2 separate regions of the Homo sapiens genome follow, and region 2 is linked to region 1. The links are chromatin loops, found by intact Hi-C in ENCODE. Cell type or tissue: dorsolateral prefrontal cortex. All regions are shown on one strand. Each heading gives the region's core, and the rest is flanking DNA. Links, peaks and the distances in the headings are about the cores only. Region 1 has its middle 260 kb from the start of PNKY. Region 2 overlaps PNKY (long intergenic non-protein coding RNA PNKY).

Region 1 (4,398 bases), core at 112-4,111:
CACCTGACTTTATTGTTTACCTTGCCGTGTTAACTGCTGGAAACTCAAAACTAAATTGTATGTTCAATCTGAGTACAGTTTTAACTAAGACATTTTTATACAGCTCTCCCTTTTCCTGTTTAATTTTTTCTCTGAAATATTTTAAACAATAAAAAATTTGCAAGTACAATACAAAAAAAAAAAACACATATTTTCCTCTGAGCCATTTGAAAGTAAGTTTACCAACAAGATTCCCCATCACCTCTGAATATTTTAGTGTGTAATTCCTGCAGAGACATTCTCCTACATAACCTCAATAAAAACATCAAAATCAGGAAATTACATTGATACATTATCATCATAAAATCCACAGATTTCACTGAAGTTTCACCAGTTGTTCCCATAATGTCATTAGTGACAAACGGATGTCCCAAATTATGCATTACATTAGTTGTTGTATCTCTTTAGTCTCCTTCAGTCTCAAACAGTTCATTTCTTCCTTGACTTGTATGACCTTGACTGTTTTGAATAATAAAGGCCAGTTTCTATAATGTCCCCCTATCTGGGTTTATCTGATATTTCTTTACGATTAGGTTGAGGTGGGTTTTTAAAATTATTTTTGGCAGAAAAGTTACATAAGGTATGCTATATTCTTCTTTTCATTCTTATCAGATGACACATGATTTTGAGTTGTTCTTTTGCTTATGATGTCACCTTTGATAATTTGATGATGGTAGAGTTAGCTAGGGTTTCTCTACTATAAAGTTCCTCCTTTTCTCTTTGTAATTAGTAAGTATTTAGGGGTAGATACTCTGAGACTAGGTAGATTCCAATACTTACCAAACTTTTACCCACTGGTCGTGTTTGGCATCTTTTAATGTCTGACAAATGGTGATTTTCTAATCAATGACTCCCCTCTGTGTGTATTAGTATCCTAATTCAATCACACCTTGTAAATTCATTAGTTAATAAAAGCTTTCTTTTTCACCGTTTATTCATTTATATCTTTATATGAATATTTGTTATTTTGAGGCTCAAATTATCCCAGATTGTGGCAGGGAGAGCCCCTTCAAGCTGGCATCTGTGCTGAACACTACCTTAGTTTCTGGTGCAAGATAGTCCAGGGTTATGTTTTACCTCCCCAGACCTAACCATAAAACCTATTGTTTTTCCAAGGGGATCTGAATCCTTTTAGGGGAGAATTGTATTTAAGAAACCAGGATCTGGGCACTTCATGTTTTCTTTGTTATTGAAGTGTCATTGCTCCTAGACCCATATATATATATATAGTGTGTGTGTGTGTGTGTGTGTGTGTATCCAATTCAACATCACAAAGTTTATTCTTGTTTTTCCCTTTCCATATATTTGACACTATTCTCCAATAATGAGGAATCTAATTTCTGTTATCATTGTTATACTAACATATTATCCTTATTATATTTATTACTTTAATCTCTGCTGTGCCTAAACATCTCACACCACGGTTCCCACACCTCACTCTGGGCCATTGCCATCATCCACCCTCAGGGACATCTTTTGTCAGTGTACACAGACTCTGACAACTCAGGTCAATCTGCTTCTGCTGTTGCCCTCCCAGCTTCTAACACCCTCATGAATCCCCACCTTGGTCAACCCCACATAATAACTTTTGGACTAAATTATTCAGGCAGAAAGAAAGGCAGGAAAGCAGGCAAGCAGTAAGAAAAATTCTCCTCCCCCTTTTACTTGGATTTTATTGTGGGTTTTTGTACTTACCTTAATAGTTTTATTATATATGGCTCTCTCATAAATTGCCTTATATGCAATTTGAAGGGAATAAACAACATAAAATGATGCAAACAAAAGTTTCAGTTGGAAGAATTCCAGAACGGTTCTGAACAGTATGAAAGTAGTGTTCATCAAATCTGCATTTTAAGACCTCTCAGAACATGAAAGTCTATTTTCAGTAACATGCTTCACTCCACAAAAGCCAAGGCAGATAAAAGGAATGGCCCCAGGAACACAAGTGGCGCTTTTGATTCCACATACCTTCTTCCTAGTGCGGATGGTGTGTACTACTTGTGTGATCTTCAGCATTTTACTTAATGTTTATATGAGCTGATTTCATCAGCCATAAAAGGAAAAGGCTTGCTCCCTTGCCAACCTCACAGGAATGTCATTTTGATTTTTATAAAGCACAGACTATTTTTGAATTTCTTAACAATAGTCAGTATATTCTGAGCTTAAGACCAAGAGAAAATATATCATCACAAATTCATGGAGCAGAGCCCCCTGTGGATTTAGGATTAAAGGAAGGAACAATTTCTCAGTCTCCATAACATGATGGTGCAGCCCTATACGACCCACTCTTGGGATCTAAACGGAAGGCTGTCAGGCCTTGAGTGGGCATGGAGCCAGCAGCTGATGACCTCTGGTAAGAGACAGAGCACCACTGTTCAGAGAAGCAGCTGTATCACGTGATTGAACAGGGCCTTGGACATGCCCAACCAGAGTCCTGTCTGCCAGATGTAGATAGCAAGGTAGGAATCAGCAGTCCTGCCTCTGCCTCCCTAGTCTGCAATTTACTACGTAACCAGGGGTAATTAATTCATTCTAGCTTTCTCGTGCCAGTTATAGGATCTAATGAGTAAAAAGTTCTGATTCATGTTGGCTCTTAAGAAATACCAGTAGTTCCGAAAATGTTTTTAAACATATGAGGATGTTTATTGCAGCATTATTTGTGATGTCAAAAACAAAACAGAAAACATGAAACTGGAAGCAAAGTAAATTTCCATCAGTTGGACAATAGCTGAACAAAGTCTAGTACACCCACATCACTGAATACCAGGCAAATAAAAAATAATCACAGCAAATTAAATAAAGAAGTAGGAATTGGAATTTAGTCATTTTCTATTAAGCCAGACATTAAAGAGATTTACAAAAAAAAAATAAAACAATGTCACTCTTTATATTGAGTTTTATTTTTGAACATATATTTTTCACTGAATATATTAATTGTGTTAACATGTATGGTTTATTACTGTTATTTGTAATGAATTAATATGTAAACGTTTTGATAACTTCTCATCAAATTAGGATCCTAAGTAAACTACAAATTTAATTGGAAAAATTAGATAACTTAATAAAAATATTGGCTAATAACCTGAACACAGACGTCACAGAAAGAAACTCCGAATGACTACTAATTACATAAAAAGATTTCTTAATCTAACTTTTGAAGTAACATAAATCAATTGTTTCACCACTAGCTATAAAGATTTTTATAAGGATTTCTAGTTACTAGAAAATTATTCTACAGTAAAACTAAACCTAATTCAAATAACAGACAAAAAGAAAGCTTTTTTTTTTCAGTTATTTAAACCAGAAAGTTATTCTAGTCACAGTACCATTGAGTGGTATAGCTGAAATTTAAATACATCATTGATGTTAAATAGCCATTATCAGATGAGGTGTCCTGATGGTCATGAGAATATATTACTTACACCCACCCATGGAAAATGGTTTCTAATACTTGGCCAGTCCACCTTCAAGATTGCTGTGAAGATCAAAGAAAGACTTATGTGTAAAAGGGATTTGATAACTATGTAAATATGAGAAATCATCATTTGTTTTAGAATTGCTTTTACCCAAAGAATCTGAGGCATTGGTTAAGCATCTTGGGCTCACAATGTGCTACAGAATAAATGTACTATAGATAAACTGGGGCAGAGAGAGAGAGGAACACTGAGCTCTCGACTAGCTATGTAGTAAGTCAGGCCCTGCAGGGCGGGAAAGAAATGATTGTCTGATCAGAGGCTGCACAATGATATTCATAACTATTCAAAAGTATATATAGCACATCCTCAGAGAAACATAATAGTGCAATATTAAATTCACAGCACAAAATTATAGGGAAGAAGAAATTTCAGGCAGAAAATAAATGATAACTGCATTGGGGCACTTTTGACCGTAACTTTGGAAGACAGAGGGTTAAAATGCCTTCGATGTCACTTGTGCCCATATATCCTGACTGTCTAATTCATGGTTTTCAGAACCACAACTTGCAAACCCCCAAGTACCTGGGGACATTCTCTGCCATTAATTTGGGAGCAGCACTCCCTTTGCAATAAGTAGACAGTGTAGGGAAAGAATTAATGGCAGGGTATGGCCTTTACTCAGTAGAACACAGACAATAGTGGCTTGTGGTGTAAAAAGGAGACAATTAATTGCAGCAGTGGTGTCTGTGCCAATTCCCAAGTTCTAACCACAGAAATACTTGAGAGAGTCATCAGAAACAGCAAAGGGAAAGGCACTTAAAACTCCTTCCTAACTAAAGCATATCCAATTATCTGTGGACCAAAATGCCTTTGTAGCTGAGTATATGGATATCCAGACACCTCAAACAGTACAGGGTAACATTTTTCTCCCATATAAAACCAG
Region 2 (4,398 bases), core at 326-4,325, 250 kb after region 1:
TGGTATAGATAACTTGTCCCTACAAATAAAATCTTAACTCATTATCTGAGATAGAGGAGACTATACAACTGCCCTTTTAAAAGAACAAACTCAAAATTTTCTGAAGCTAACAGCTCATCATTAACTAAATATTTACTGTTTTCCCCTCACTCTTCTGAGCTATACTATTGGAGAAATTATAAGCAGTAAAAAGTCTTCATTGTAACCTTCCCTTCACACACTGTTTTCAAAGTTGAATAGCAAGACATTAAAAAAAAACCTATTGCAAAATAAAAGTCTCTTTTAAATGTGAGAAATTTGCAACTACACTTCTTTCTAGTAAGTTTTTCCTTTGAGTGATTTTTAAACTCTCCTAACAGGCCGTTCTGCCGCTGGTATTGCCGCTCCTCTGTACACTGTCCGCGCCGCGTGCGGGTCCCTCTGCTAGGACCGCGCCTTCAACGCGGAATCGCTGACATGAGCCCAGACGGAGAAGGGGTTTCAACTACTGAGAAGGCATAAGTTGGAGAAAGTTGTGGGATTTTTCCTAAACAAAATAGGGACAGGAAAACAGTTGGGCTGGGGGACGAAATGGGGAGGGTAGCTGGGGCTTTCTGCCTGCTCCAGCAGTAAGCTGCTTGGCCATTCCCCGCGGGGCCGGCCCCCCTTCCCTTGCTCAGTGCCCAGGTCCTCCGGGCCCTTCTCCTCGAGCCCGCAGTCGGCTCTCAGGGAAAGGGTGCCAGGCCCCAGGCGGCACTTTTATTTTGGTTAAGAGGAGGGAGGGCTGCTCCCAGGCCCGAGGGAGGCGAACTGAGCCTTTCTGTTTGGATTTCCCTCCTCGCTATAGCAACCAGCAGCATCCGGACAAAAATGCGCCCTCCCTGGACAATGGCCCGGCCTCCTGCTTCTCGCCCTCGTCTTCCTCCCCCGGATCCCAGCCAGGACCTGCCTAGGCGCTCTTCGACCACGGAACATCCCTCCCCGCCACCCCCACCTCCATCCTTTCCATAGCAGTCTCTCCCCGGGTCAGTCCAGGGCGCTGGGAAGCCTTAGCTCTCGCTTTCTACCCCCACTGATCCCCCCACGCGGGCCGAGGCTAGGACACAGGACCTCACTACCGAGTTCGGGGGCTCCCGCAGGGGAGTTCCCTGCAGGGATTGTGTGGGTGTTTGGATGGCCCTGAGGAGTAACTCCAGCTTTTTCCAGGGTTAAAAATATATATATTAGAAAAATGCATTGAGCAGACTACACTTCTCCCCTGCCCAACACACACACACCACACACACACACATATTAATATAAGCACCCCAGACCGAAGTACTAGGCATGATCTCTGACTTTCTTTCACTCTCCCAAGGTTAATTAAGTTCCCTTCCACGAACTGAGCTCCGTGCCTATTCATTATTCTCTCCCTCTGACCTAGGGCGTTAATATGATCAGGCCTATGACTCGGCCGTGTTCTGTTTTCCTATTTTGCATTTAATGCTGGGACCCGGCTGCCCTAGATTACCATCGAAAACTCTCAGAAAAGACAAGAGGAGCCAGGAGGTCTCCCTGCTCCAATCTGCCTAAGGCTTCCTCTTCCTGCCTCCTCTTCCGGCCAACGTCTGCCCCTATGTTCCCAGGACCCAAATTCTGGAAACCTGTCTTTAAAAATACAATCATCTCTAACTTTATGATGTCCAAAAGCTGTCTAGAATGACAGATTCGAAACTCTGAGACCTAGCAGAAGATTTTGGCCCACAGTTATTACGACTGTGGTTAACTGCTCTCCAGAAAAGCATCTCTCCCGCCCGTGCACCACCTGCTCCCCTCCCCGCCCACCCCCCCATCCCCCCCCAACCGCCGTCCTCCCGGACACTAACGACACAATTGTTAAGTGCACTTGTACACTTCAGAAGGATTTGCATTCGTGCTGTGTGCAGGCAGAATAAGAGAACTGAAGTCCAACTTCAACCAAATACGCCTGTTTATCCCAGGGCTGGAGCAACAGCCCTAGCCCTTGAAAATGGCTTCAGTGAAATAGCTGAGTACACCCTCCTCCCACTTCCCCAGTCCGCCTCTGTGCGCAGGTGTATGTTAGTGCACTCGTCCCTAGCTTGCCTTCCTCTTCGAAAATTGCTCCAGAGGATGAGAGAAGCCAGGAGCTCTAGCAAGAGCTTCATCCCAGTACATTTCCAAATGCTTTAGAGCTAAGGAGGTTTCTGTTGAAATCACTTTAATTTATCAAAGAGTTGTCATCCCCTACTGGTGGCCAGCCATCCACCTGCTTTAAGGCTAGGGGGAGAAAATGCGAGCGTGCCTGTGTGTGCGTGTGCGCGCACACACACGCGCGCGCACACACACACACAGACACCTTTAGGCTCCATTGTTAAGAGGTCATTTAACTGTTAGTCCTTTGAAAGTGAAATTGCGGGAAGCAAACTGGAAGCCACCAATTGTCTCCTGTTCTGTTTCTGAGATTTTTGTTCTGTTTCTGAGATTTCGTATAAACAAGCTATATTAACTCCTCCAAACAGAATTTATCTTATACACCGACGGAATGCTTCCTTTATGTTTTCTCCCTCCTAAGGCCTCATATTCACCGCTCAGGATTTAGCAGGCTTCCTTTGATAAATTACTCAAAGTAATCCTTGAAACAGCTAGACTATCTGGGTGACATGGTGTTAGATGTCTTCAAGCCATCCCTGTATATAAAATATTCACTTGCAGACTACAAAGGGGGGACTGTTTTAATGATAAAATTTATAACTTGAAGAAAAAGGGAAAGATATTAGTATCTATAAATACAGATAATTTTATTTCAAATACTGAATTAAGGACATTATATTTCACTGGTTTACACAGTAGTGAAGGTAAAATAGAATTGTTTGTATGTGAGGTATGGACAGAGTTGCCAAGCATATGACGTAGGAGAGTTTCAACTTTCAGAAAACTTTTCATTCTTCAAGACCTTTTATTACACAAGGACAGATGCACATTTAGGAATTTGCAAAATATAGGTATAGACAGTAACATACAAATTTATTGGAAGCTTTATTTCTTCAGGAAAAAATATGCTGCTGCATAATTAAAGATAGTAAGTTCTATCCTTTTTTTTTTTTTTTTTTTTTTGGTAAATGTTTATTATGTCTCTCCCAAGAACCAGCAACTTGGAAATGCATTTTCCATGTTCCTTATAAATGCATCCCCCAAGGCTAAAGTTCTTGAAGCTTTATAGCAGTTTTCATTAAAGCAGCCAGCTGCCTTTTTGTGTGGATTGGCTGTTCAAAGCTCTAGCTCCGAAGCCAGAGCCTCAGTTTTGACATTCTGCAGGCCCTTAGAAAAGAAGTTCCACTCAGAGGTTGGAGGGGGGCCTCACCAAATCAAACAGCTGCTGGGGTCTAGCAGAAGAGCAGGAAGCACAGGAATGAATGACTGAGACAAGGCTTTTTAAAAAGAGGAGGAGGAGTAGGGACGTTCAAACATGATCCTCTAAGGTGGATATAAGAAAAAGGAAACAGCAGTTTCTTTTTCTAGTTTTACTTAGGTTTAAACCAGCTGCTACCTCCACTCCCCCAATGGCCATCTCCTCAGAAAATTCTTTGTTTTCTTTTGTTTCCTGATTTCTATTATCCTGGGACTACATAAATAAGAAAAAATTAAGATCAAATGAATACCATTTCACCTCTGTTTTAGTAATTGTGTGCCTCCAGCTCAATGTATGGGAGTGGTCACGGTGGGTTTTCTGCCAACTCCTGGTATATAGAAATAAATAAATGCTATTTTATATATGGTGTGAGTGTGTTTACTAGATGAAATAGTTAATAAATTAGAGTTCAAGTTACAGTGCATGGACTGACCCCATAACTGTTACTCAGGTGGAAATTTGGGAGGTTTGTGTCAAGGTACTGGGTGCTACTAAGACCCAGGTCCGGCTCACTATCTCGAGGAGTGTGAAAGTGTGAGAGATAACATGGGTGTCTTTTTGGTGTAGTTCTGTTATTCGAGGATGTTTCCCCTCCACTCAGCGCACCCCGGCAAGAGGGAGTCGGCTCCGTTTCTTCAGACAAGTCCAGCTCAGGGTATTGACTGAGTAGAGGTTCCTCCGGACCTGGGAGAAGCTGGGGTGGCGCCAGCATCTCCTTACAGGTGCCTCCATCCTGTCCTTGCGGAAGGGGCTTAGGACACCCCGCAGTCCGCGCCCCGAGGTGGCGAGGCCCGCACGAATCGCCTGCTCAGCCATTGTCCTAGCGAGTGATCTCGAGGAGCTGTGCTGGATGGAGTGAGGGAGATATCAAGACACCTTGTCAGTTCAAAGCATTTTAGCGTTGTTTGAAATCCTCTCCACGTCAACGTAAGCAGCCTGTGTATTTGAACAGCTGCTTTGAACAGTGAAAGGGAATAAACTGATTCAAAACCTGGAGGTGTCTGCCCGAG

What was found. Peaks named below come from ENCODE experiments on the same cell type or tissue, not always from the same donor. Only the 100,000 strongest peaks of a DNase experiment are listed, where the experiment ranks them.
Region 2: it touches region 1 in a loop (5-fold over the local background); 4 of 110 quality-filtered maps call a loop at or near these places.

The regions. Positions count from the first base shown.
Region 1 is chr6:98,572,799-98,577,196 of GRCh38, forward strand. No RefSeq gene overlaps it. Among named protein-coding and RNA genes, the nearest start is that of PNKY, 260 kb to the right of the region's middle. In dorsolateral prefrontal cortex, for the core only: no CTCF peak of the experiment used is centred there; a DNase peak (open chromatin) is centred at 2,393; H3K27ac peaks cover 1,775 bases.
Region 2 is chr6:98,827,048-98,831,445 of GRCh38, forward strand. It overlaps PNKY (long intergenic non-protein coding RNA PNKY), which reads right to left. Exons shown (of 1, transcript NR_148381.1): 1 at 3,094-4,398. Among named protein-coding and RNA genes, the nearest start is that of PNKY, 2.5 kb to the right of the region's middle. RefSeq lists an enhancer at 138-1,303. In dorsolateral prefrontal cortex, for the core only: a CTCF peak has its summit at 2,225; DNase peaks (open chromatin) are centred at 714 and 2,024; H3K4me3 peaks cover 2,824 bases; H3K27ac peaks cover 4,000 bases; H3K27me3 peaks cover 349 bases.